2 separate regions of the Mus musculus genome follow, and region 2 is linked to region 1. A link is a loop called in an ENCODE intact Hi-C map of the cell type or tissue named here. Cell type or tissue: left cerebral cortex. All regions are shown on one strand. Each heading gives the region's core, and the rest is flanking DNA. Links, peaks and the distances in the headings are about the cores only. Region 1 overlaps Orc5 (origin recognition complex, subunit 5). Region 2 overlaps Reln (reelin).

Region 1 (12,789 bases), core at 2,130-10,129:
ACTGGAAAGCTTGAGCCGACTTAAACAGTAACTGTGCGGAAAGGAAAGGCAATGCAGTCAGTTGACATTTAGATACAGTTCAGAGAAGGGCAGAGGTCGGAGGGAGGACCAAAGTTAGGGGACTAAGCAAGGAAACACTTGTCCGTGGCTGCTGTTCTAGGAGCTTGGGTGGCATTGGATGTGGCTGTGTGGTAATAGTGTCTGTGTAGCCGTCATTGCAACACTTCTGCTACTATTGCTGTTCCAGGTGTCACCCTGCCACACAGCACACCTTGTGCCTTGTATACTGTGCCTCGAGTTACCAGGGCATCTTATTTGTTTAGAAATAGACTCAGCAGTTTTACTCTCTAAGGAAAAATAAAAGTTACATACAGTGAGAGGTTTCTGATGTAGAGATTTACCAAGTTCTGGGTCTTGACTCTAATGAACAGTATAACCAGTGTCGCCGATCCTTGTGTGTACATCACTGGTACTAACATAGTTAGGAACAGCTTGGCTCAGAGTGTGTCTTTATCTGGTAACTTGTGGCAGTGGAAGTTGTTCATCTTTTGTTACCTCTTCTTATTAACATTTAGTATTTATAGTGTTTCGGATAGTGAAAGCATATAAATGAATATGCATATATATTTGTTTATAAAATCTTTTTGGAACTTGGTCATTCTAATTATTAGGATATAAAATATAGGAAAAACCAAGAGGTTAAATATACCTAGGCTTAAGGATTAGACCTAAATAACTTTAGAAGTCCCACAGTCTTTACATATTCTTAAAATTTCAATTTCTTTAAAATATCCATCTCTTTTAAAATCCAAAGTCTTTTTACAATTAAAAGTCTCTTAACTGTGGGCTCCACTAAAACAGTTTCTTCCTTCAAGAGGGAAAATATCAGGGCACAGCCACAATCAAAAGCAAAAGTCAAGCTCCAACCGTCCAATGTCTGGGATCCAACTTACGATCTTCTGGGCTCCTCCAAGGGCTTGGGTCACTTCTCCAGCCATGCCCTTTGTAGCACACGCGTCATCCTCTAGGCTCCAGATGCCTGTACTCCACTGCTGCTGCTGCTCTTGGTGGTCATCTCATGGTACTGGCATCTCCAAACTTCTGAGTTCTGGATTCCTACGTTTGTAGCACATGTCCAGCCTTTATTACTGCTAGCAACTTTCTCTATACAACATGCATGGTTTTTATTTGTTTCTGCTACTACAGTAACTGAAATGGACGTCAGGTGCTACTGTTACCTTTAAACAAAGTCAGCTTAGCTAGAAGAGAAGAAAGAGGACTTCCTAGCAGAAAAGAAGCAGCGTTAACAGTGTATGTGACTATAATTCTTAGATTCCCCCAATTACCTTTTTGAGAACTAAACAAGGATACGTTTTTTAAACTTTTCCTTTGGGAGTTTGCAATTTAATTGGGCAAGAGGGAGAGTGAAGGGGAGGATACATAAAAATAGTATTAAAAGGCTGTAAAGGAGCGTGTGGGAGGCTGGAGAGGCTCATGAGAGACTAAAAGCAGAAAAGGGTTACTTCTGCATTGTAGGAAAGATGTGGCAGCTAAGGTGAAGGGTGGAGCGTGACTGGAAAGCTTGAGCCGACTTAAACAGTAACTGTGCGGAAAGGAAAGGCAATGCAGTCAGTTGACATTTAGATACAGTTCAGAGAAGGGCAGAGGTCGGAGGGAGGACCAAAGTTAGGGGACTAAGCAAGGAAACACTTGTCCGTGGCTGCTGTTCTAGGAGCTTGGGTGGCATTGGATGTGGCTGTGTGGTAATAGTGTCTGTGTAGCCGTCATTGCAACACTTCTGCTACTATTGCTGTTCCAGGTGTCACCCTGCCACACAGCACACCTTGTGCCTTGTATACTGTGCCTCGAGTTACCAGGGCATCTTATTTGTTTAGAAATAGACTCAGCAGTTTTACTCTCTAAGGAAAAATAAAAGTTACATACAGTGAGAGGTTTCTGATGTAGAGATTTACCAAGTTCTGGGTCTTGACTCTAATGAACAGTATAACCAGTGTCGCCGATCCTTGTGTGTACATCACTGGTACTAACATAGTTAGGAACAGCTTGGCTCAGAGTGTGTCTTTATCTGGTAACTTGTGGCAGTGGAAGTTGTTCATCTTTTGTTACCTCTTCTTATTAACATTTAGTATTTATAGTGTTTCGGATAGTGAAAGCATATAAATGAATATGCATATATATTTGTTTATAAAATCTTTTTGGAACTTGGTCATTCTAATTATTAGGATATAAAATATAGGAAAAACCAAGAGGTTAAATATACCTAGGCTTAAGGATTTGACCTTTGCTTCTGCCTGGTCAATAAATTATCTGAGAAAAGAAAAAACATGCCCAGTGTTCAAGAACAGAATCTGGTCGTGAGACAGCAAGGAGGTTGTGTCACTTCCCTTTGCCTTCGGTCAGCAGTAATGTCAGCGCGGCTCCGTTTCCTTCTTTCTCCTTTTATTCATCTGTCAAATACGCTTGCCCACCAGAAGCACAATTTAAACTTAACACACATCACCAACATTTGTATTGGACGGTCGTTTTGATATGGACTCTAGATGGCAGTGTTGTTGTATTGTAGCTTTAAGTTTCTGTAGAACCCAGCTTTAACTTAACATTGTCCCTGGTATTTATAAAGAAAGTGATTTTGAAATTTTTCCACATTTGGCTTGTTTGAGTGAAAGCAGAATCATTTATGGTATATACATTTAAAGTTAGCACAAAGATAAATTGATTTTTATTTTATTTCATTTGAATCACTTCTGTATTGAAACCACAAAAATAACGTGTAAGTAAGATTTAAGGTTTTGGGATCTGAAAATAGTTCTTGACAGTAATACTACTCAGTGTAGCAAGTATACTTTATAATGCTTTCATGTCTGATGAGCAGCGGGAGGAGCACACTGAGCATTTTAAATTGTGTGGGTGGGTGTTGGGATTTCCTGTATTTTGCAAACCTTTCGAGTGTTTGAGACCTGTAGATGTTAGTCACACCTGATCTTTATCCTTATGCACCTCTTAGTCATTCTTAGGCTGAGCTTGAGAGTTCTCAGTAAGGTAAGTGTGCACGCCTTCCCATTGTGCGGATGGTGCGGCTGACAGAGATGTGCACTGCTGTCTTATCTTGTTCTCCTTGGTCCCATGCTTGGAACAGATGTGCCATGCCATCACACCACATCCATTCAGCAAATGGGGAAACCTTATGGGCACTGCCTTCATCTGTGTAGCCCTGGCTGTCCTAGAACTCACTCTGAAGACCAGGCTGGCCTGGAACTCAGAAATCCTCCTGCCTCTGCCTCCCAAGTGCATGTGCTACCACTGCCCGGTGGCCTTCACATTTTTAATCTGATCAGGTAGGACCTTTAAAGGCCCTCTTCAAAGATAAAATATCAAGTTATTTTCTCCACAAGCATATTAAATCCGCGTTATGATTTTTTTTTCTGTTTTTTTTTTCTTCTCCCTTGTTTGATGAAAAATTATTAACTTATTGGGAAAATGTGGAACATTTGTTTTTAAAACAGGAACAGAAGTGCAGTTCTTCCCAGCCGTCACGTCTTACTTACTTTACAATCTAAAGCTGCATTGCTTCGCTCTCTCTCTAAGGGTGGAGCTGCTCGTTCATTTCTACAGCCATCCTCACCAAGCTGTAAAGGTGATTCTGAAACGGAAAATTGTGATTTTTTTTTTTTAAGAAGTAGAAACGTTGAACTGTACATATTTACATAAACATTGATCTTATTTTATTCATTTTTGAACAATAAATTTAAGATAATATTGTGATTCGTACATGTAATTATTTAGCATGGCAGTTATAAAGATGTGCTAAGAGTTAATATCAAGAAACAGGTGAAAGGTAAGGGAACAATAAAATCTTTTAAAACAGTTTCATGCAGCATGCCGGCTGGCAGGTGTATTTTCAGTTATATGCAGTTTCTGCATGATTTCATATTGAGTTGTACATAATTTAATAAAAACATTCAGAATTTCCTGTAGATTTATTTTTATTTATGGAAAAATTATTGAAAACAGTTTGGAACATGAATTACTATATAAATTTTTATTTTTATTAAAATAGATTTTTCTGCTTTCTCTGTTTTTATTTAACATTATCCTATGTATTAGGATATATTTGCATTTATTTGCTACACTTCTTTTTTTGTACTAAAAGCTTAATCTTTTCTCCCAAAGGTTCAATTAATTGTATTTAAATAAACTTAAGATTTCTGCTCATCTGACTTATTAGCTCAGAGCACAGAATGGCGCTAGCATTTTACTAGCAGAGTGTCAGGCAGGGGCTCTGTCCTTCACTCACCATAACTGCAAGGAAGACTTCTTTGCTGCTGCAAGAGCTGACATGATATTTTACCCCCAAAAAAAAAGTTTGACATTTTCCTTCAAATGCACATACATATGCATTGTATTTGTTTTATTTTAAGATTTGTTTTAAATGGGAGCTATTTAATTTTTTTTCCTGTCCTGAAGCATATAAAATTTAATTAGATTTCAAAGTTAACACCTCTTCCTGCTTGTAATTGAATTTTTTTGTTCGCTTAAAATTTTATCTAATAGATATTTGTGTCTGCTACACTTCACTGTATTGGATAAAGAAAATAAAAGAGGAGCCAATTGTGTCTGTGGCTTTCTCAGCCTTTCATCTGCTCTGTAGAGAGCAGAACAATGCTGAAGGATACAGCACCCAAACACTAGAAATCAGCCCCTGCCCTGCTTAAGGACTGGGTGAATTTAGTATTAGAGGCTTTTTCCTTTACTTCAGTAGTCCCTGACATTTGGTGGCTTAGAGAATCAAGTCTTGTGGAGTGATCAATCTGTTCAGTCTTCCCTCCGACAGGCCTGAGTGTAGTGTTTGGGGCAGCAACTGTTTGACAGTTGTGTTACAACTAAGGCTTGTTAATGCTCGTATACATTTATGTCATCAAACAATTTCAGTTGATATTTGGAGCTTTTAAATTATATATAATAAATTATAGACTATAGAAATATAAACAACCTTTTTTGCATGATTTAGTATGCATTTGATAGCTTTCCTTAGAAGGCTGCATTACTGTTTCAGAGCTTAGGATGAAAATTAGATTCTTAACCTCATTGAAAATATTTCAGGTATCTTTAATCTTTTGCCAAAAGCACTTTAACCAAATAATTGATTTTTATAAGTAGTTTACTTCTCCTAAAAAATAATTTACATATTATATGGTAGTTCTTGGAATATTTCTATAAAAAGTAATTATATTTATTAAGTCCTATCAGGCAACACTAGAAATAATATATTAAAAGACTGCCTAGTACATATATTGACATATGGTATATTACCTTGTACATACAAAAGATAACATTCTAAAATCTTGCTGTCAGATGTTCATATAAACTGTTTTGAGTCAGAGCATTATCTTTTTAGACTTTAAACTTTGGTGACGTAAGTGGAGACCATCTTTAAAAGTACTTGTGTTGATACTAAGCATGAAGATGAGGTAGAGAGTGCTCTCTGTTATTTCTCTGCTTCACTCAAGTGCTTGAGCTATTCAGGTGAATTTGTGTGAGTCACAGAAAAATAGCTAAATGCTAACTTATCCTAAGCTTACTACATCTTCCCCACCCCCCAACCCCCTAGCCACAGCAGAGATGTGTGTAGCATCCACTCCATATAGAGTACTGCAGAGGCTCTCACTTAATGTCTACTTTGCTGATAAAGAATTAGGTCAGCAGGGATGCTGTTTGAAAGAGGCTGGCCCTTCTCTGGCAGCTAAGAGAGCCACCACTTAGGATGCTCAGCCTCCGCTAGTGCAGCAGATGAGATTCTCAACTCTCCTTCTACCCGTGGCGTGGGCATATTACTGTTGTACCACCCACCAGTGTGCAGCAGGCTCCTTACCTCAGAAGGCTGTTCTAAAGCAGGATGTGGATATCTTTTGATTGGAAATGGTGAAGTTGATATATGATTTTTCACTAGCTCTACTGTCGTTTTAAGGAATGCTAATATTGTTCGTTAACATTATGCTCCGGGCACAGGATAACATGCATATCTAAGAGATTCCATACTATTGCTAGAGTGACTAGAACTAGATTGTTTTAAAAGAGAAAAGGGAGTTTGAATTGGGAGAAATGATTAGGGATAATCTCCATTATGGAAATGTATGCTACATTTTCAAATACTTGTAAATACATGATAGAGTAACTGGTGCTCCTTATGGGAGTTTCCCGTGATATTTTAGCATACAGCTCATTGGAGTTCTTTCTTTGGAGATTGGTCACACCAGGCATCGATAGACTTACCACACCAGCACATTCATAGACATAGTACTGCTGGCCTTTCTCCTGGATAGAAAATTAAGGTTCTTGGGCCCAAGTCACTTTTAGAAACTAGTTGCTCTCTCAGCCTCAGACCCTCGGCATGTTGGTAAACAGTTGAATCCTTAGAGTGGTCGGTAAACAAGCTGATTGTTCAGACTAAGAATGAGCTTAGGCCGAGCTGCCTCTCATATTCCCTGGTGTCAGATGCTGCTTGGGTGTGGGTTGTGTGTGGACACTGTGTTTCTGTCCCTTCTTCTCAAGTTCTCCGTCCACATTAGTGACTGAACTTGAAATGATCTGAACATCCCGAGTATATCTTACAGTGGTGTGATAAATCTGGCCATTCCTTACGTTCTGTGGAGTTTCAGTCTTATATTTCAAAACTGGTCATAAAAATAAACAAATTTGCACATTAAGGAAATAAAGTAAAACTGGCACTCTTCCTTCATCCACCCTCTACTGAGCATGTGTGTGTGTGTGTGTGTGTGTGTGTCCGTGCCCCTGGAAAGGGAAAAAAGTAAGAGTATGTTTTCAGTTTTTAGTTTAGCAAATGGAGAAATAACTTGAGTTTTTCTTTTAACTGACCACATCTGATGAGCGTTCTCCTAGATGCTCAGTACCCCTTACTCTGCTTCCGAGCACGCGCCTTGAGTGGTTGGTGGCACTTCTTAGGACACACCAGCTTCCTGTCTGATCTCCTCGCCACCACACTCCTCACACAAAGGCACCAGCATAAACCCTACAAACTGAATTTGATTCCTGTTGCTTTCTTCTTGTATGTTTGCTGTTGTTTTCTGCTTATACTTTTTAACATGTTACATTATCTAAAGAACTACCTCTCCATTACATAGTCTTTCTTGTAAGTCCCTGTTCAGTCTGACCCCCCATTTTTCTTCTCCACCCCATTCACAAGAAGCTGTTTCCTCTCTGATGTCATATTAAGTTTCTTTGTCTTTGTCTTGCTGCCATTCAGTGTTCTGTCACTGTTGAATTCGTTTATGCTTCATGGTCTGTCCCCTTCATGGCATGTCTCAGGAAGTGCACACTTTGCCCCGTTTGCTCATAGATCCATCCCTACTCCAGAATCATGTGTCCTTGGCGGAGCATGCACACCTAAGTGCTGCCATTTACTGTGTATTCTCCAGCTTTCCTGAATGTGTAGACTTTTCCATGTGCAGTGTCCCTAAATGAATGACTTCCATTCTCCTTATGTATTCTTAGGACCTTCCCAGCTATTAAAGCTTACCAACCATTTCCAGGGATTAGAGGCATTTCTTTTAGTTCATTCATACACACACACACACACACGCACGCACGCACGCACGCACGCACGCACGCACGCACACACACACACATAAATTGCATACCATTTTTGGCTTATTTGACCATGTTCCTCCTTTTCGAGGGTAAAAATAAAAAAGCCGTGGCAGTTTTAAACTGAACTGCTCTCTTTCTAGTGCTTCATTTACTTTGCACGTGTGTGTGTGTGTGTGTGTGTGTGTGTGTGTGTACACTTGTGCACTGTGTGTCTCTGTGTATGTGTTAAAAATCTAAAATGAATAGTTAACTTATGCTACAAACTATCAGAACCTTTGATACTAACCAGTTATGACACTTGCTGAATTGTGTGGAGTTCACACACTGATACTTCGTATATTAGGTTTATTTAAATAATATGTTTTGGATCTTAAAGGTTTTTCAGAACAATTAGGATACGGGGTATTTCATAATTCAGTTGACCTATATACCATCCAATAAAGGTATAAAAATAAAGAGCCTGTTAAAAATTAATTACAGTTGTAAATTGATTTCCTTTTGTTGGCAGAAAGAACAGTTTATTAGCCCAGGAACAGGTTCACACTGTTTTTACATTAAGCATTTCCAGCTGAAGCTTGTTAGTGACTGCCTCTCAGATTAAGGAAAAAACTCTTCACTGTGGTACATGAACTCCTATTGTTAAGATATAAATAACCAACTCATCTCCTTCCTGGATGAGAACAAAGAACACAATAACACAGCAGAGATGAACTGAACAAGGATTGCATGGCCCCATTTAAGACATACGTCAAAAATATTGTATATATATAGAGAGGTTTTTATTTTTTAAATTTTCTTTGTGAATATATGAGGAAGTAAAGGAAAAAGGTTATATACTTCAGGTTTTAATGTTAAATATTTTACTTTTAATCACTACATAGTTCAGCATATTTATGGAATATAGTGTGATAATTCAATGTGTACAGCGTACGATCGTGACATCTGGGTAGTAAGCATCTATTTGCCTACATACTGACCATTTGTGTTAGAGATCTTCGTATATGTCTCCTAGTTCATTATAAAGTACCTAATGAAATGTTCATTCTAGGGAGGATGAGAGAGAAAAGAAGAGAAAAACAGGCTAACACTAAGGTGTCTTTGTAACCAGTAGTCTCAGCAAACCATTTCTATAGTCTGCAGCACCTAAAGTCAGACACTGTTTTGGCTAAGCACTAGTAGTATAAAATAGTCCTGACGTGGAATGCGTAACTTGAAGCCTTGATGGAAGACCTCTAAAGTGTTTCTAGTAAACCCCCAGGATGGCGTGTATGTTGTATTCTTTTTCATTGGATGGAGACATTAAGTACTTAAGACTTACTAGTTGGCCTTGGGTGGCTGGTTGGGACCTCAACATCTTTTATGGTATGCTTTTTAAGGTTTCCATGTCCTGTGAGCCAGTGCAAATTTTCCTTTTTAAAGCTGTATTGATTTTGTGTGTGTGTGTGTGTGCGCGCGTGCTAGTGTGCATAGTGAGACCAGAAGAGCAAATGTGGTTCCTGTAACTGTTGTGCACCTCCCAGTATGCTTCTTGGAGTTGAGAGTAGCAAGTGTCTTAGCCCGGAGCAGTCGCCTCAGAATTTTCTTTTTTTCAAAAATAATTTGTAATTATTTTTACACTACAAATTTTTCTATTAATATACTTAAAATCTAAGTGGTCTTTATAGCTCTTAAATAAATCGCCATTTTGAAGAATAGAATAAAAGGTAAGAACTGGGGGAGAAACACTCAGGTTGGGTTTACTATAATCCTCCTGTAGTATTAAAAAATAATGTTTCGGGGGCTAGTGAGATGGCTCAGTGGGTAAGAGCACCCGACTGCTCTTCCGAAGGTCCGGAGTTCAAATCCCAGCAACCACATGGTGGCTCACAACCATCTGTAATGAGATCTGGCTCCCTCTTCTGGAGTGTCTGAAGTCAGCTACAGTGTACTTACATATAATTAATAAATAAATAAATAAATAAATAAATAAATAAATAAATAATGTTTCATAGCTCCAGACTCACAACCATCTGTAATGAGATCTGGCTCCCTCTTCTGGAGTGTCTGAAGTCAGCTACAGTGTACTTACATATAATAAATAAATAAATAAATAAATAATGTTTCATAGCTCCAGACTCAGACAGAGTTGTGAAAAGCAGTGTAGACTCACTGCATGGAGGGTTTGACTGAAAGCCCTACTTGAGGGCAGGCTTCAAAACCATAACCAATTGTGTTCTTTAAGTGGAAGATCTTATGTGCTTAAAAACCTACTCCAGTGCTACATCACTGTTTCCCACCTAAGGCCATATTGTACCCAAACGTTTTAGAAATCTTGATAAATATAGTCCCAACATGCTTTAATTTTGAAAGATTTTTGTATCTTCCTAGATTTTGAAATAAAGGTAATGGTTTTTAGGGTCTCTGAATATCTTATCAGTGTTTATATTTTCTTTCTTTCTTTCTTTCTTTAAAAAAAAGTTGTATTTACTGTCTGTTATTTCAAAAGCATACTTGTTTGCTATGCACACACCCCTTGTTGTATGTTTATGATTTTTTATTATTTAGTATTTATATGGCACTTCCATTCTAATATAAGTACATTCATGTCAGTTTTTGTTTTTTTGTTTTTTAGACAGGGTTTCTCTGTGTGGCCCTGGCTGTCCTGGAACTCATTCTGTAGACCAGGCTGGCCTCGAACTCAGAAATCCTCCTGCCTCTGCCTCCCGAGTGCTGGGATTAAAGGCGTGCACCACCACTGCCCGGCTACATTCATGTCATTTTTATTAGTTATTCCTCATAGCACCCTGGTGAAACAGAAGAGCGTTTATGTACTTATTTTTCTTTTTTTCTTTTTAATTAGGTATTTACTTCATTTACATTTCCAATGCTATCCCACAAGTCCCCCACACCCTCCCCAACCCACTCCCCCACCCACCCACTCCCACTTCTTGGCCCTGGCATTCCCCTGTACTGAGGCATATAAAGTTTACAAGACCTAGGGGCCTCTCTTTCCACTGATGGCCGACTAGGCCATCTTCTGATACATATGCAGCTAGAGACACAAGCTCTGGGGGTACTGGTTAGTTCATATTGTTGTTTCACTTATATTTTCTTCATTCAACTTTCTTTCTAGATAATTATACATTCACCTACAGTTGTAAATGGTGTTCCAGACCTTGTCTTCCTGTGTGTCCTTCACTGACTTCGCTCAGCAGGGACATTTTGCACAAGGTCCAGCTAAAAGTATCCCAGTCAGGAAGTTGGCATTGATGTAGTCTGCTGATCTTATTCTAACTGCCCCACTTCTCATACACATTTGCTATATGACTGGTGTTGTTGGGGTTGTTGTTTTGTGGGTGGGCAGCAAGGCCCGCTAATTTTTAAAATGTTTGTTTGGTTTGGGTACTAAGGATAGAACCCTGAGGACAGACCACCAAGTGTTTCTCCCTACATCTATTCATCCTTATATACATCTCTACATTTGGCCATAGAGACATTTTCTCCTCCAATTAAGGTACAAACCATTTTCATCATTATAAGGATCTACCGATTTTTCATTGACAGCTATACCCTTAAGTCTCCCTTGTCTTTCCCAGTCTGTGGTAGCTGAGATTCATCTTTCATGTATCAATAGTGTGGGCTCCTGTATAGGTGCGTGTACCTTTGTGTAGATGTGACAGGTGTCCCTGGCAGAAGTCAGTGTTGGGTGTCTTCCTCTGTCACGCTGCCTTATTTTCTGAGGCATGATCTTTTGCCATTTTACTAGACTAGCTGAGCATCACACTCTTGGGATCCCTGTCTTTACTCTCCCCAGAGTTGTGATTGCAGGTGCATATTGCCACACCAGCTTTTTGTGTGAGTGCTAGGGAGTCCTAACCACCTCTCAGGTCCCTTATGCTTGTTAAACAAGTACTTACCCACTGACCAATCTCCCCAGCCCCTTTCTTTGTTTTTATTGCTTAGTGCTCTGTGATGTGACTGTACCGGTTTTTAAACATTAACCCGTTTGACATATACATTCTTTCAAGTATTTTAGTTTAGAGGTGGTTGGTAGAGGTTTTTGGTTTAACTTTTATAAATGAATCTACTCTGGAATTTAGTCTGCAGATTTTTATATGAAGCTGTTCTCTTGCTATGTACACTGACTAAATAGCATTGGCCTAAATATATGCTGCTGCTATAATTTTTAATCAAGTATTAGACACAGGATGTGTTGCATTTTTCTACGTACTTGCTTTCTGTTGTTCTTTTCCTTTTTTGATGCTTGCTGCTCCTTTTATACTTTTGTTTGAAGAATTTTCTTTTGGCTATTCTTTGCCAGTGGCAAATTCTCTAATTTTCTCTTGTTTAAGAATGTCCATTTCCACTTAATTTGCAAATGGTAGTTTTGCCAGACACAGACTTCTCAGTTCATTTTCACAGCACTGTCTTCTGTCCATGGGGAGAAAAAGGCTAGCCATAAGTCTGGTGTTGCTGGCTCATGCACTGCAGTGCTAAGCCTGACTTACTTTCTATTGTTGGACAAGGAATTTCCAAGTTTTTACCTCTGTGTTATTCCTCGGGGCCTGGCATCCTGCATTGGCCGCAGTCCTTCCCTGGCCTCCTTGGTTGTCCCTGTGTTAGTTACTCCCAGGGGAAGCAGGATATCTGAATCTATGCCATCTTATTGGAACTGGAAGTTACTTCTCCTGTGGTTATCCTTTTCTAAATCCTGTAAAGCTTTTGAACATTTATTTTGAAATATGTTCAGGGTAATTCAAAGTTCAATTGAATGACAAGCCTTCTGTAAACTAGAAGTACTAAAAATAGATTGCCTGTAATGTTCAAGTAGAGGATGTTTTGTCATTGTTTAGTGAGCTTTTCTCCAAGGAAGATTAAGTCCTTCTGAGATGTTACTTTATAACCTACAGACTCTTCTCTCTTTCCTTGCTGAAACTAGAGAAGCTATGAATCAGCTTCTGCTCCTAGCAGTGTAATGACAGAAGTGACTCTTCTGTATCTCTTCCTTGGGTATCGTATTTGTCAGTGAATCCTGAAGAGCTAGATGAGAAAGACCATCTTGTCTTTGTCTTATGTGTGTGCTGGAGTAGGCAGGGGAGCTCCTGTGTCTAGCAATGTCTGATGTGTACACTGACGGCCTCAAGCTAGTTAGCTGTAAGCATGGAGACCTGCTTCTCTTGGATT
Region 2 (12,789 bases), core at 2,926-10,925, 580 kb after region 1:
AGGGTGAGTTAAGTTATAGGAATGCTTACAAGTCCATGGAAGTATGCAGGAATAAAGAGGTATGGTTAGCAAGCATCAAATTCAGAACAACTTATTCTAACTGGACAGCCAATGAGAAAGGGTAAGAGAAAAGCCTCTCAGAGAGACACAGACAGACCAACAGGCAGACAGACAGGCAGACAGACAGGCAGACAGAGGCTGGTAGTATGTTCTCAATGGACATAAAGAGAAATGAAGACTATAGAGCTTGAGAGCCTGACACTGAAGAGGACCTTGTACGTGGAGGGAAAGGGCAGCAGTGAAGACGACCCCTGCTCTCAGACAGGCAACAACAAATGGATTCATGTGCTTCTTCCTGAAAAGCAAACCTGAGACTAAACACAAGATATCACATACTCTGCTCCAGGCACTGCTGTGGAGAAAAAAAAAAAAAAAGACCTTGGCATAGTTTCTTATCTTCATTCCTGGCCATATGCAGTGGTTAAGTAAGTCAGTTCTCCCTGGAAACCCGTCCATAAAACCAAAATGAACAAGAAGCGTGGGTGCAGCCTCACAAGAGCGAGCCCACCGTAACGGTGTAGCACTCTCTTAGCTTCCTTCTCCGCAAAGTTAGAACCTACTGGGGGAACTGGAAATGACTCCTGCTATTTATAACTTAGCGCTTTGCTGGGGAACGGACTAGAAGTGCCACCAATGTTGAGAACTGGGAGTTTGTATTGAAAGTCAGAGCCAGAGGGAGTTTTGTGTAGAGATGTGTCCTGGCTTTGAAGAATTCCGTGGATAAAGAGAAGAACATTCCAAATCAAGGGATCCAAGTGAAGTCGACAAGGACACGTGGCGGCGCCTCAGAGTTACTGTTTGACGCAGTAGAAAGTGGAAGGAGGTCATTAGTGGGTTGGGTTTACTTACAAAAAGCATTGAAGCGAGGCAGGAGAATAGGGTTCACGAACATGGAGTTGGGGAGATAACTTAGCTGGCAAAGGTTCCTGCTGTGCGGTCGTGAGGACCTGAGTTTGAGTCTCAGAACCAAGGGAAAAAAGCCAGGCATTATGACAGAGTTGTAATCTTGGCACTGAGGCCAAGATTTGAATTTGTGAGTTCACTGGACAATCACTTAGTCAGTTCCAGGCCAATGAGAGACCCTGACTCAAACAAACAGACTTGAGGATTCCTGAGAAATGACACTGAAATTTGTTCTCTGGCCTTCACACGCACTCATGCACGTACGTGTATACACTAACTTCTCCATTGCGTGTGAAAGGGAGACTCCCATGTTTGAGGTTGGAATTCTATTCATAATGCTATAGCTGCATCTGCTCACCGGAAGAGAACAGCGGAGTGGGAACGGCTCACAGAGGAGGCAGGAAGACAGAGAGTCAGAAGAGCATGCTGTCACGAGTTATGTGATTGCTATGTGAGATGTGACTGCCGTGCAGGAAAGATCAGTGACATCAGTCACAGACAAGAAGAAAAAGATTCAAATTTTCTTTTTTTTTTTTTCAATTTTTTTAGTGTCTCAATAAGAATAGTTTTCAGAGCTACCAGATAAGAGTCAGATAACTCGTTCAGACGTAACCATGTATTAGTGATGTGCCTTTACCGTTTGCCTATGAGATATGGTCCTAGCAAAACGGAATAGAATTATATGACTTATTATTGAAAAAGACTAAAAGATAGACAGGATGATTTCAAAATCATTTTCATACCCCCAACCCAAATCTGCCTTCCTCCTCATTACCAACCAACTTAAAAATAGCAAGTTAGTTCAAGTGGCATAGTTCTAGAAGTGCAGCTGAGAGCCAGGGAGTCACTGGAAGGGCAGGTAACTCAAATCCACCGAGAAAGGGCAGAAGGGAGTGGCCAGAGTACAGCTCAGGTGAGACTTGGCTATTTTAAGTCATGGTGAAAATGATCCACTCCTGCTGGCCCAGTAACCCAGCCGCCTTCCTTAAAGATTAACTACAACACACATGCTGGAAGCTGGCCGTAGTCACACAAGGGAAATGACTAAAAATCTGTGGGAAGTTAACGGAGAAACGAAAAGCACATGAAAGGACCAGTGTGTGAGGGGCAGGAGTGGTGGTAAAGGGGCTTTGCTTCTGCAAAGCAAAGTTAAAGGGAAGGCAACTTTCCAGGGAGATCCCCACGTACGCCCAGAGTAAAGACGCAGAACCAGACCAGCAAGTGTAACACTGACTGTGGTCTTCAAATATCCCAGAGAGCTTGGAGTTCACTTTGTTACAAAGAGATTCCTGGACTCTGCCCATTTTTATTCCAACACAACAGGATGTTTTAGAGACTTCATTGTTCAAGCATTCTTGACTGAACAGCGTGTGCCACGTTAAAACCAGCTGGAGAGACGCTGGGCTGGTGGCACAGGCCGCCTTCTCCTGTGTTGTTTGACACTTTGAGCATCACTACTATAGTCTCTTGGTATTTTGAGTCCACAAAACATAGTAATTTTGTATAAGCCATAGTACCACTGAATCCCCCATACTGACTATGTTGCTCCGTTGGCACTCGTGTTAAACAGGTTAAAACTATGCCATGTTCTACAGCAGAGATTCAGCTGCCTCGGAGCCGTGTGGACTACCGACTTAGCACCAAGTTTGTTTTTTTTTTTTCCAGAGAATGTGATGTTTGACTGGTCTTGTACATATGTGTCAGTTATTTAATTTCTTTAACAGCTAAATATAAGTCATCCTCCACTGAAAAGATAAGTTGAAAGCTAGATAGAGGAAATCTCTTATATTCAGTCCAGCCTATTGAGGCCCTCAGGGGGTTTATCCGGTGGAATATTATAGTTTGTATTATTGCTTTCTGTGATTTTTAGCACAATTAATTTTTTAAGTGAGTTTACTTAGAGATGAAAGCTCCTCCTTTTTACTTTGAATTCTGAAATTAAAACTTCTCTGTGCTTTTAAAGGGATTTTTGTTGCCTTACATTTTTGCTTATTTAAAAAGCAAATATACAGAGTTAGAGACTCCCATGTACTCAGTAGCTAGTCGGTGCACTACCAACACTGACTCCAGAGTAGCCCACTTACTCCAACTTCATGCTGTTTTGATGCAAATTCGAAACATCATAGCATTTTAACTGAAAATATTTCAGCGCACATTACTAGACAGGAAGAGGATTTTGGACAGCTGTGATGTAATTATCACAGCTAAAGATGGCAATTTCTTGTTCATAACTTCTTCAATATTCATCACTCAGAGTTCCTGGTCTCACAAAGTGTCATAAAGTTTTTGCAACTCAGGATATAAATCAGAATAGTTTAAGCCTCAAGCTCCCTTTAAGCTCTCTTATCTCCAGTCTCACTGAGTGTTGTGGCATAGGATTGTCCTTTGTCGGGCAGGCCATGGGGCCCTTTCTCAGCTGATGACAGAGAGAGTTGGTGGCTTCTGGGGTATACCACTCCCTGACTGGTCACACATACACTCTTCAGCACCAACAGAAGTACTCCAAAATCTTGAGTCAGGTCAAGGACCTGAGGTTGGCAGGGAGCTGCCGGGAATGCCAGCACTTGCAGTGTTTCAGCTGTTTGCCTTGGTTTCTGTCTTCCTGCAGACCACATCACTGAGCTCCTGTCTTTGCTGATGGAGTGTCAGCGGCATCTGTATACATAGCATCAGACCAACCCCCAACAAAGATCCAGCTCTCTTCCTCCCCTCAGTAGCCAGGCTGTCCCCATGTCACCCACTCAAGGGCTGTACCGACATACAGTGAAGGTCGCTATAGGCTCTTCTCCACAGAAAAGACAAGCCTAGTGGAGTAGCTCATATATGCTCATTTTGCTAACGTTGGTTTTTGTTTTTTATGAGTGGTAATAAAGTAATCCTGGAGGCTAGATAAACACTATATATCCAGTGTGTGTGTGTATGTGTGGGTGTGTGGGTGTGTGTGTGTGTAATAAGTCAAGTGATCCTTGCCTTGTGAACTGGTTTATTAGTGAATCAGTGCGTGACTAAGGCACGGGGCCTCACCATCTTCATCAGCAGATTAAGAGTTAGCTTGAGAACTGTATGTATCTCTTTGAGGGTAAATGTAATATCAGGTAAGATTGGAAAGACTGGGATTGTTAGCTGTGGTTTCTTTCAAAGGAGTTCTTCCCGTTAGGACGATGGCAGCAAAGTCTTTGTGGGTAAATGGAGTCACCCTGCAGAATCTAAGAGTATGAAATGTGTACCAAAACCTGTTAAAAGGCATGGCCACATCCTGGGGGAGGTGCATGGCGTGGTGTCTGCAGTGACAGATTAATACTTAGCAATTGGTATTTACTACCCTGTACTTAGGAATCACCTCCAGTGTCTTGATGGGAAGGAAATGGTATAAACTTAGAAAATAATCAAAAGGAGAGATTTCAAGGGTATGTGAAAATAAGAAATTTGCTCTGGGGCCCTTTTTCCTCCAAGTTGGAGAAGCAGCAGCTGGTAGCGGCCATCATTAGACGGGACCTTCAGGATAAGCAATGACACCTGCCGAGGGAGACGACAGAGCACTCGTAGGTCTTGGTAAACATGAACAACTAATTAATTTTCACAACACCCTTGTGAGTCAGGAAGCAGCATTTTCTGAGCTTTGCAGATGGGAAAGTGTCAGCTTGTAGATCTAAGTGATTTGGCCCCTCTCGCAGTGAGGCCAGGCAGGGCTGGGAATAAGTTGCTTCATTGGAAAGGCTTAGAGGTTGAATTCAACTTCCATATTCTCTCTCTGAATCAATATTGCACTGCTTCCCTTTAATGAAAGTGCTTCTTCCTCCTATAAAATAATAATGGATGGTGCCTTTGCCTGTGAGTATGTGACCACCAGATATCGCTGTTCCTAAGAATATATAACCACTGCACTTCAAAGGGGGCTCGGAAATTGTCATATCTGACCTCCTCATTGTGGCGGAATAATTCACTTGCTCACCATGAACACAGGCTCACTGATGCCAGAGTACAAATTTGAGCACTCGCTCACTTATCTTTAGACCCGTTGCCCAACTGAGTTTCAGCACAATCTTCACATGGTCTCCTACTGACTCCTTTTCTATGGAACTCGAGAGAGAGGCATAGACTGAAAGGGGGCCGTGCTGGAACTCTCCACAAAAGCCGTCACCTCCAGCAATTCATCTGGCTCTTGAATCTCCTGTGCAGCCTTTCTGTTCAGAGACTGCCCAGACTGTGACTGAACAAAACCAGTCATCAAAAAGCCACCACGGCTAGGCAGCCCGTGCCGCCTCTCTAGCCTTCTCCTACAACATCCATCAAACTGCTGTCCCTGCGCCACTCACCCCAGTTCCCCCCTCAGCACCTGCAAGATGCCTTCTATTTGCTCTTTCTGAGAATCTTTATTGCCGTCAACTTAATATTCTTTCAGTAGATGGTTATGAAATTCCATTTATAAGAGCCTCAGACAGTGAAATGATGAACAGAGAGAATAATTAACAAAAGAAACTGCTTTATAAAAAGGTGACAAGGGCTTTAGTAAACATGTGTGATATTGGGGAAGAGGGGAAGTTTACTACTTATTATTGATAAGCCCTGAGGACACAAAACAATATTCCTTGCACTTCAGAAAATTTGTAATAAAATCAAAAGACAGAATAAATGATGTGCAGGCTGGCTCCATCTCAGAATGGATGGTTAGGAGCTGTGAGAATGTGGTGCTCCACTGTGTTACAAGATGCTGCTATACAGAAACAGAATAGTAATAAATTCAGTCATTTATAAGAGCAGAGCCGCTGATGTTACAGCAGCGGTAGGGGCGGGCATCAATACAACATGGCTCCCTGTGCACACAGTGGCTCCTGAATATCAGCTCCCTGTCCCTGTAGAGCACCACTCAGAGTAGAGCCAAAAGGATCTGCCTGCCCCACATGCTGCCTTATGACTTAATGTGCCAGGAAGGAACTGTGTGGCCCTGAAACATATGCACACACATGCTAAACTGTATTAAACACCACAGAAGAGCAGATTGCCATGGGTCTGAATATTATGAGACAAATGCGATTTTTAAAAGGGTCAGAAAAAAAGTCTCTTTGAGGACTGACGTTTCCTGTGAGACCCTAAAGGACATGCAGCAAGGAGAGAGAGAGAGAGAGAGAGAGAGAGAGAGAGAGAGAGAACGCGAGCGTGCTCGTCTCCAGGGGAAAACACAAATGCAGAAAGGTGGGAATGAGTTTCATGTACTCTGGAAGCCTCAAGGAGCGAGTAGCAATCCTTAAGATGGCCAGAAGAAGGGAGCAGAGGAGAGGCCCCGCTCACCCACAGACCAAGGACAGCTTGGTGCTTAAACTCAATGCAATATGAAGTGAAAGATGTGAGCCGAGGAGACGCCTCTGCTGGGTGTGTGGGAGCTGGAGAGCAAGGGCTGTGAGAAGTCAGCTCCTGCCAAGATGCTCAGGACATGCACTGGACCGGGCTGTGTTCCAGAATGAAAATCTTAGTTCTAGGCTGTTCCTTTTTTGATTATTGGACAAATTTTATGTATGTATCTTCAATTAGAAAATGTAAGGCTGTTGCTGTTATTTCATCTCTTTCCCCTTCCTGAAACACATATCTCCCACTCAAAATATTAAGTCTTTTAGTATAAAATGTCCATGGCTCAGTAACCACAGTTGACTCTTCTACAAGTCTTGAATGTTTGCATGTGGGCTGGGTTTTGTTTGGGTCTTACTGCCATCTGGTGGCTGTGAAGATGTTTGTTTGTTTGTTTGTTTGTTTGCTGAACAGGATGCTTTCCAAACGGTGAAGGAGAGATGTTGCTGATTCTGGAATGGAGAACTTCTGGGTTACATGTATTTGTTTCCTACAATAAGCCAGGCTTTGTTACCCCCTCTCTTCTCCATATATAATTATCTAGGGTTTCAGTGATCTCTCTGTTTTACGTTTCTCCTGTCCCTGAGGCTTCCATTAGGAGATCTGCTCCTGGATGCAGAATGAGGCAGATGCAAGTGCCTGGGAGAGCAGGGAAGAACATGAAACCCAGCCACACTCTGTTCTAAGTTACAGGCAGAAGGGTTACAGCCGCTCAAGGACAGGCATCTTTCTCCCAGTTTACAGCCCTGATGTCTCCGTACAATGACTTCCTTGCAAAACCCAGACCTTTATTGTCCCCCTAAGGCTTCTGGTTTTAGGATTAGCCTATGATATAGTCTTCTTTTACAAGACCCAGCAAGATCCCGGGAGCAAAATCCATGCTGATTTATGTGTTTGGCTTAGTACTGTTAACCAGGGGTTTGCATGGACTGTTGCAATAATGAATGTTCTTTAGGAAATAGAACTGGGAATGTGTGCCTCTGTGTTGCCCTCTTCCAGCTTACTAGAATACATTTTCTTCATTGTAAATCTCTTCTTCTTCCAAGGTCTCAAGCCACTCGTTTCCGCTGGCATCAGCCAGCGCCTTTTGACAAGCAGCAGACCTGGGCAATAGATAATGTCTATATTGGGGATGGTTGCCTAGACATGTGCAGTGGCCACGGGAGATGCGTCCAGGGAAGCTGTGTGTAAGTCGGAATATTTCTACTGTCTAAATATCTTGGCTTATTCCATCCAGGGCCTTTCTAGAACTGGTTTTGTCGTCATTCCCCAAGTGATTAGCTTTTTCATTTTCCTGACACACAGTACTGAGCTAAGAGTTGAACTGACAGTCAGTGTAACTACTTTCCTTTAGTGATCAGCACCTGAGCAACAGCCACATTGTCAAGAGAAAGCTGAACTGTAATTGACAATATTCATTTTTCTTCTGTTTCTGTGATGCATTTGAACCTTGAAAAATATAATAGAAAAGTTTCAGGAGTTCAATAAATTCTCATCAAAAATAATATATTAAGTCTGGATAGAAGTAAGAACATGCATTTGTTGGGATGTAGTTGATAACTCTAATGTTGTTTTTATATAATAAACATATATCAGATACAAACATATCTGATCAATTTATGAAGCATATTTCACGGAGAACCCTCCATAGCATTCTCATAGATCTTTAGCAACTTTGGGGAAATCTACATTTTAAGCATTTGGATAGACACGTATACAAACACATACACACACACACATACACACGTACTACAGCCTTTTATGTTTCATTTTCTAAAATTGTGCTGTTTGGTTGAGTGTACGGATGCTAATAGAGAATGCATATGATCTTTTCGACTAATCTTCTATAGACATGGAAAAATCCGGCCCTTGATCACTGATTGTATTCCATATCCAGGATGACTCTGAAGAGCCCTGGGCAGCATCCCTGAACAGAGAGCTGAGAACTCTGTCCAGGGATGGCAATGATTATCCAAAGCATGGCTGCTGTTTAGCACACAGCCACTTGGTTCTTAAATCACTGCAAACTCCTATGAAAGAGACCAATTCCATACATTATTATCCCCGGAAATGTGGTTGGGCGACTGCTGTCCTGTTCACATTTAGTACGTTGTTTAAACTTGTTTCTTTCCCTCCACCAAGCCTGGAGGAGGTTAATTCAACCTACAGTGTTGTTAAAGAAAGCAGGTGATCTTTAGCAAAGAGCTGCAACTCTAAAGAGTAGTAACCTTTCCGGTCTTACAATCCTAAAAAGTCCGGGTCTTTTCCTAAAAATGTTGGCTTCCATAACATGGGAATACTCATGGGCTTTCTCTGATGTTGACTCTGCCTTTCTCTTTCTCCACATCCAGCTGTGATGAACAGTGGGGAGGCCTGTACTGTGATGAGCCTGAGACCTCCCTTCCCACCCAGCTCAAAGACAACTTCAACCGAGCCCCCTCCAACCAGAACTGGCTGACTGTGAGCGGTGGGAAGCTGAGTACAGTGTGTGGGGCTGTGGCTTCCGGCCTGGCTCTCCATTTCAGTGGGGTAAGGGCTGGGCTAATGGTTTCCCTTCTGTCAACCCTCTAAGCTCCTCACAAGTCCCATGAGTTCCTTTTAAAGTGTAATCAGCCAATCAAGATGCAGTTACCCTCAATGCTTAGTCATGATCCAAACTTTGAACTTTACACAAATCAGACAGCATTGAACATTTCCGGTATTTTCCTACCAAATATTTGAGACTATTTAAAGACTCAGCTGGGGTCAGCATGGGGACTATTTAAGAACACATCTTTAAAGGACTTACATAGATTTCCATCCTGAGAAAGGGGCACCTGTGCAGTATGTGTGTTGGGGTTAAGGGGGGTTCTAACTGGATCAAGCTATAATTGAAAACACTTGTGCTCACCACACATTTGGGATTAAAGAGTAAAAATGTAGGAAATGAACTTCAGTGTTTCTTGAATGTATTAACAACTTTTATATAAATCATTCCAGGAAGAGTAATTAGTAATTATCAATTATTACTGAACATTTGTATTTGGAGCATATTATTTTGTATGTGGCAGAAGCAATATTTAAAAACTTTCTTTTGGAAAAATTATATTCATTCTATCTTGCTGCTAAATTTTACCTTTTTAACAGCAAAATATCTCTAGTACATTGATTAGATAGGCAAATTCATTTTTTAAAAAAATAACCAATTCACACTCAACTCTTTATTTTAACTATACTCTATCACAGAGTTTATATTGGTGCCAAAGAAGTAGTCCTACATTATTTATATCTAATACTCTACCCAGGAGTAACAAAGCATATACATATATATATATATATATATATATATATATATATATATATGTATATACATATATATATATATACTTTGATATATATGATATATGATGATATATATCATAATGATTTTTTTATAATTGACAACACTAGAATTCAAGATACTCTTCTACCTCAGGTAGAAGTGGGAGTGGCCCAGATGTCCACATATGTTCAACTGACAAATACCTACTTATCAAGATTAGTTTATAATTAATATAAATGACATTAGCTCTGATTATTTAAATGAATGGCATTTGGGGCTGGGGAGCGATGCCTCAGTCAGTAAGTGCCTGTATGCATAAAGACTTGGATCCCAATATCCATGTAAAAACAAGGCCTGGTAGCCTGTGTAACCCTAGTGCAGGTGCAGGGGTGGGTTGGGTTGGGGCTAGAAATTAGTCACAGCAAGATCTCCAGAGCTCATTGGCCAGCAAGTCTAGCCAATCAGTGAACTCTAGGCTCAAGGAGAGACTCTGCTCAAAAAAAAAAGGTGGGGCGTGATAGAGAAAGACACCAGCAATTACCTCTGACCTCTGCATGCATGTGAACACATGTGAACATACACCCATGTGTACCCATACAAAACAACCACACTCCTTTAAATAAATAATTAAATTTTAAAGCATTTTAAAGGGCATTGCAACTCTCTTGTAATTAAATCATATAAGTATTTCAGTTGTAGCTAATTTTAATATTTTATTAAAAATAGTTATGTCTGGGGGCTAGAGGATGGCTCAGGAGCTAAGAGCATTTGCTGTGCTTCCAGAGGACCTGAGTTTGATTCCCAACACCCACATGGTGGGTCACAACTGTCAGTAACTCCAATTTCAGGGGATCCAACATTATACACACAGATGCAAATAAAGTAAAATAAATAATTAGGTCAAAATGTTACTTCATTAATAACTGGTATTTTAGAAAATGCTAATAGTTGAAAATACATTAATAAAAACTTTGCATACTTACTCTAATTCCAGCTTTTACTTTGCTTATATAATATGTAATATACATAATATTTATATGGAACCTCCTTAGGATATATGATATAATGTAAGTATATGAGTCTTATATTAATGTCTCAGGTACTGAAATTTGAAAGTTCAGCAAACATGAGCAGAGCATCATGCTAGAAGCTAGTGTAACACATGATAGTACAGTCAGATAAGTGTAAGAGAGATAATAACAATAATCATGAGCCTTGAATTACAGAAACGATATTTAAATGAGAGAAAGAGAAAAGCTGTGATCTGCAGGACCTGAAATCAGGATTGCTTACTGTTGTTCCTTTCCTGTTCTGCTTCTTTTCCTTAGGGCTGCAGCCGATTGTTAGTCACTGTGGATCTGAACCTCACCAATGCTGAGTTTATCCAGTTTTACTTTATGTATGGATGCCTCATTACGCCGAGCAACCGTAACCAGGGAGTCCTGCTGGAGTACTCTGTCAATGGAGGCATCACCTGGAACTTGCTGATGGAGATTTTCTATGACCAGTACAGCAAACCTGGGTTTGTATCTGCTCTACCTTCAGTAACTAGGATAGTGAGGAAAATGCTTAGTCAGGCTTCCAGTAACCAGTCAAAGTGCTTAGTAAGGCTTCCAGTAACCAGTCAAAATGCTTAGTAAGGCTTCCAGTAACCAGTCAAAATGTTTAGTAAGGCTTCCAGTAACCAGTCAAAATGCTTAGTAAGGCTTCCAGTAACCAGTCAAAGTGCTTAGTAAGGCTTCCAGTAACCAGTCAAAGTGCTTAGTAAGGCTTCCAGTAACCAGTCAAAATGCTTAGTAAGGCTTCCAGTAACCAGTCAAAATGCTTAGTAAGGCTTCCAGTAACCAGTCAAAGTGCTTAGTAAGGCTTCCAGTAACCAGTCAAAGTGCTTAGTAAGGCTTCCAGTAACCAGTCAAAATGCTTAGTAAGGCTTCCAGTAACCAGTCAAAATGCTTAGTAAGGCTTCCAGTAACCAGTCAAAATGCTTAGTAAGGCTTCCAGTAACCAGTCAAAATGCTTAGTAAGGCTTCCAGTAACCAGTCAAAATGCTTAGTAAGGCTTCCAGTAACCAGTCAAAATGCTTAGTAAGGCTTCCAGTAACCAGTCAAAATGCTTAGTAAGGCTTCCAGTAACCAGTCAAAATGCTTAGTAAGGCATTCAGGGACTGGGCGGGGGGACTACAGCTTACTCATTAGTAAAGGACACCTCTGAAACAGGAAAAAACAAAAAAACAAAAACAGGGAGAGCTACACAATCACTAATCAGAGTTTTGTTTTGTGTTTTAAGAACAACTTTCACACCCGAGAGTAAAATTAATTGCTAGATCATAATGCCAACAGTAGATAAACTTAGTGTAAAAAAAAAAAAAAAAAAGGCTGTGGAGGCTGAGTATATGATATTTTCAAAAATATTTGGAGAAGCACAACATTTGTTTACAAAATACCTACCCAGTATATACAAGAAAACAGTAATATGGAATATCCTTAAGATGCCTAGGACATATTAAATCCTTTTAAAACCCTAAACAGCCATCATGTATGAATTTCTAAACGTATTAGGAAAACCAAAAAGCAGTCATTGTAGCCATTTAGAAGTCTGAGGGGCGGATGAGGTGGTGCCGCCTGAGGTCTCGGTAACTGTCGCCTGAGGCAGGAAGATCCTTGGAGAGTGTGTAATGGACACCACAGTGAGACCCCATCTCAACAACAGCAGGAATAAAGCAAGGGAAGTGGAATAAAAGAATGCTGAGTCATCCCCTCAGGGCTCAGCAACCTGTGGAGAAGATGGAGCAGAGGAGTGTAAGACCCAGAGGTAGGGTGAGTGCCCTTGAACTGTTTTCCAGATATAGCAGGACAATGGCACACATGACAAAGACAGCATGCAAGACCTGCACAAGCATAAGCCAGACCAAATCCCAGCATAGAGCAGGGGGCTGGGCACGAAATCCCACCTCATACACAAGGAGCTAGTGGCACTTGATTGCTTCAGGAGAGGGAACAACAGTTTTCTTCAGTGGAGTGGCACTGGGTGCATCAGGCATATTCCACAGCAGACCCCGTGCCCAGTATTCAACCAACACAAGCAGTTGCATAGGGAAAGAGAACAGAATGTGAAGCTGTGTCACAAGGAGGTAGGGAAGGATCTGGGAAGGGTTGGGGGAAGGAGAAGGAATATGACCAAAA

The links. Hi-C counts contacts between places; a loop is a spot of excess contacts. Peaks named below come from ENCODE experiments on the same cell type or tissue, not always from the same donor. Only the 100,000 strongest peaks of a DNase experiment are listed, where the experiment ranks them.
Region 2: it touches region 1 in a loop (3-fold over the local background); 15 of 42 quality-filtered maps call a loop at or near these places.

The regions. Positions count from the first base shown.
Region 1 is chr5:22,501,781-22,514,569 of GRCm38, reverse strand. All of the region lies in intron 12 of Orc5 (origin recognition complex, subunit 5), which reads left to right. Among named protein-coding and RNA genes, the nearest start is that of Gm22887, 27 kb to the left of the region's middle. In left cerebral cortex, for the core only: a CTCF peak has its summit at 2,556 (motif pointing right); DNase peaks (open chromatin) are centred at 2,492 and 5,826.
Region 2 is chr5:21,927,404-21,940,192 of GRCm38, reverse strand. Reln (reelin) reads left to right here. Exons shown (of 65, transcript NM_011261.2): 47 at 7,353-7,493; 48 at 8,658-8,835; 49 at 10,936-11,129. Among named protein-coding and RNA genes, the nearest start is that of Slc26a5, 68 kb to the right of the region's middle. In left cerebral cortex, for the core only: a CTCF peak has its summit at 6,661 (motif pointing left); DNase peaks (open chromatin) are centred at 6,360 and 6,659.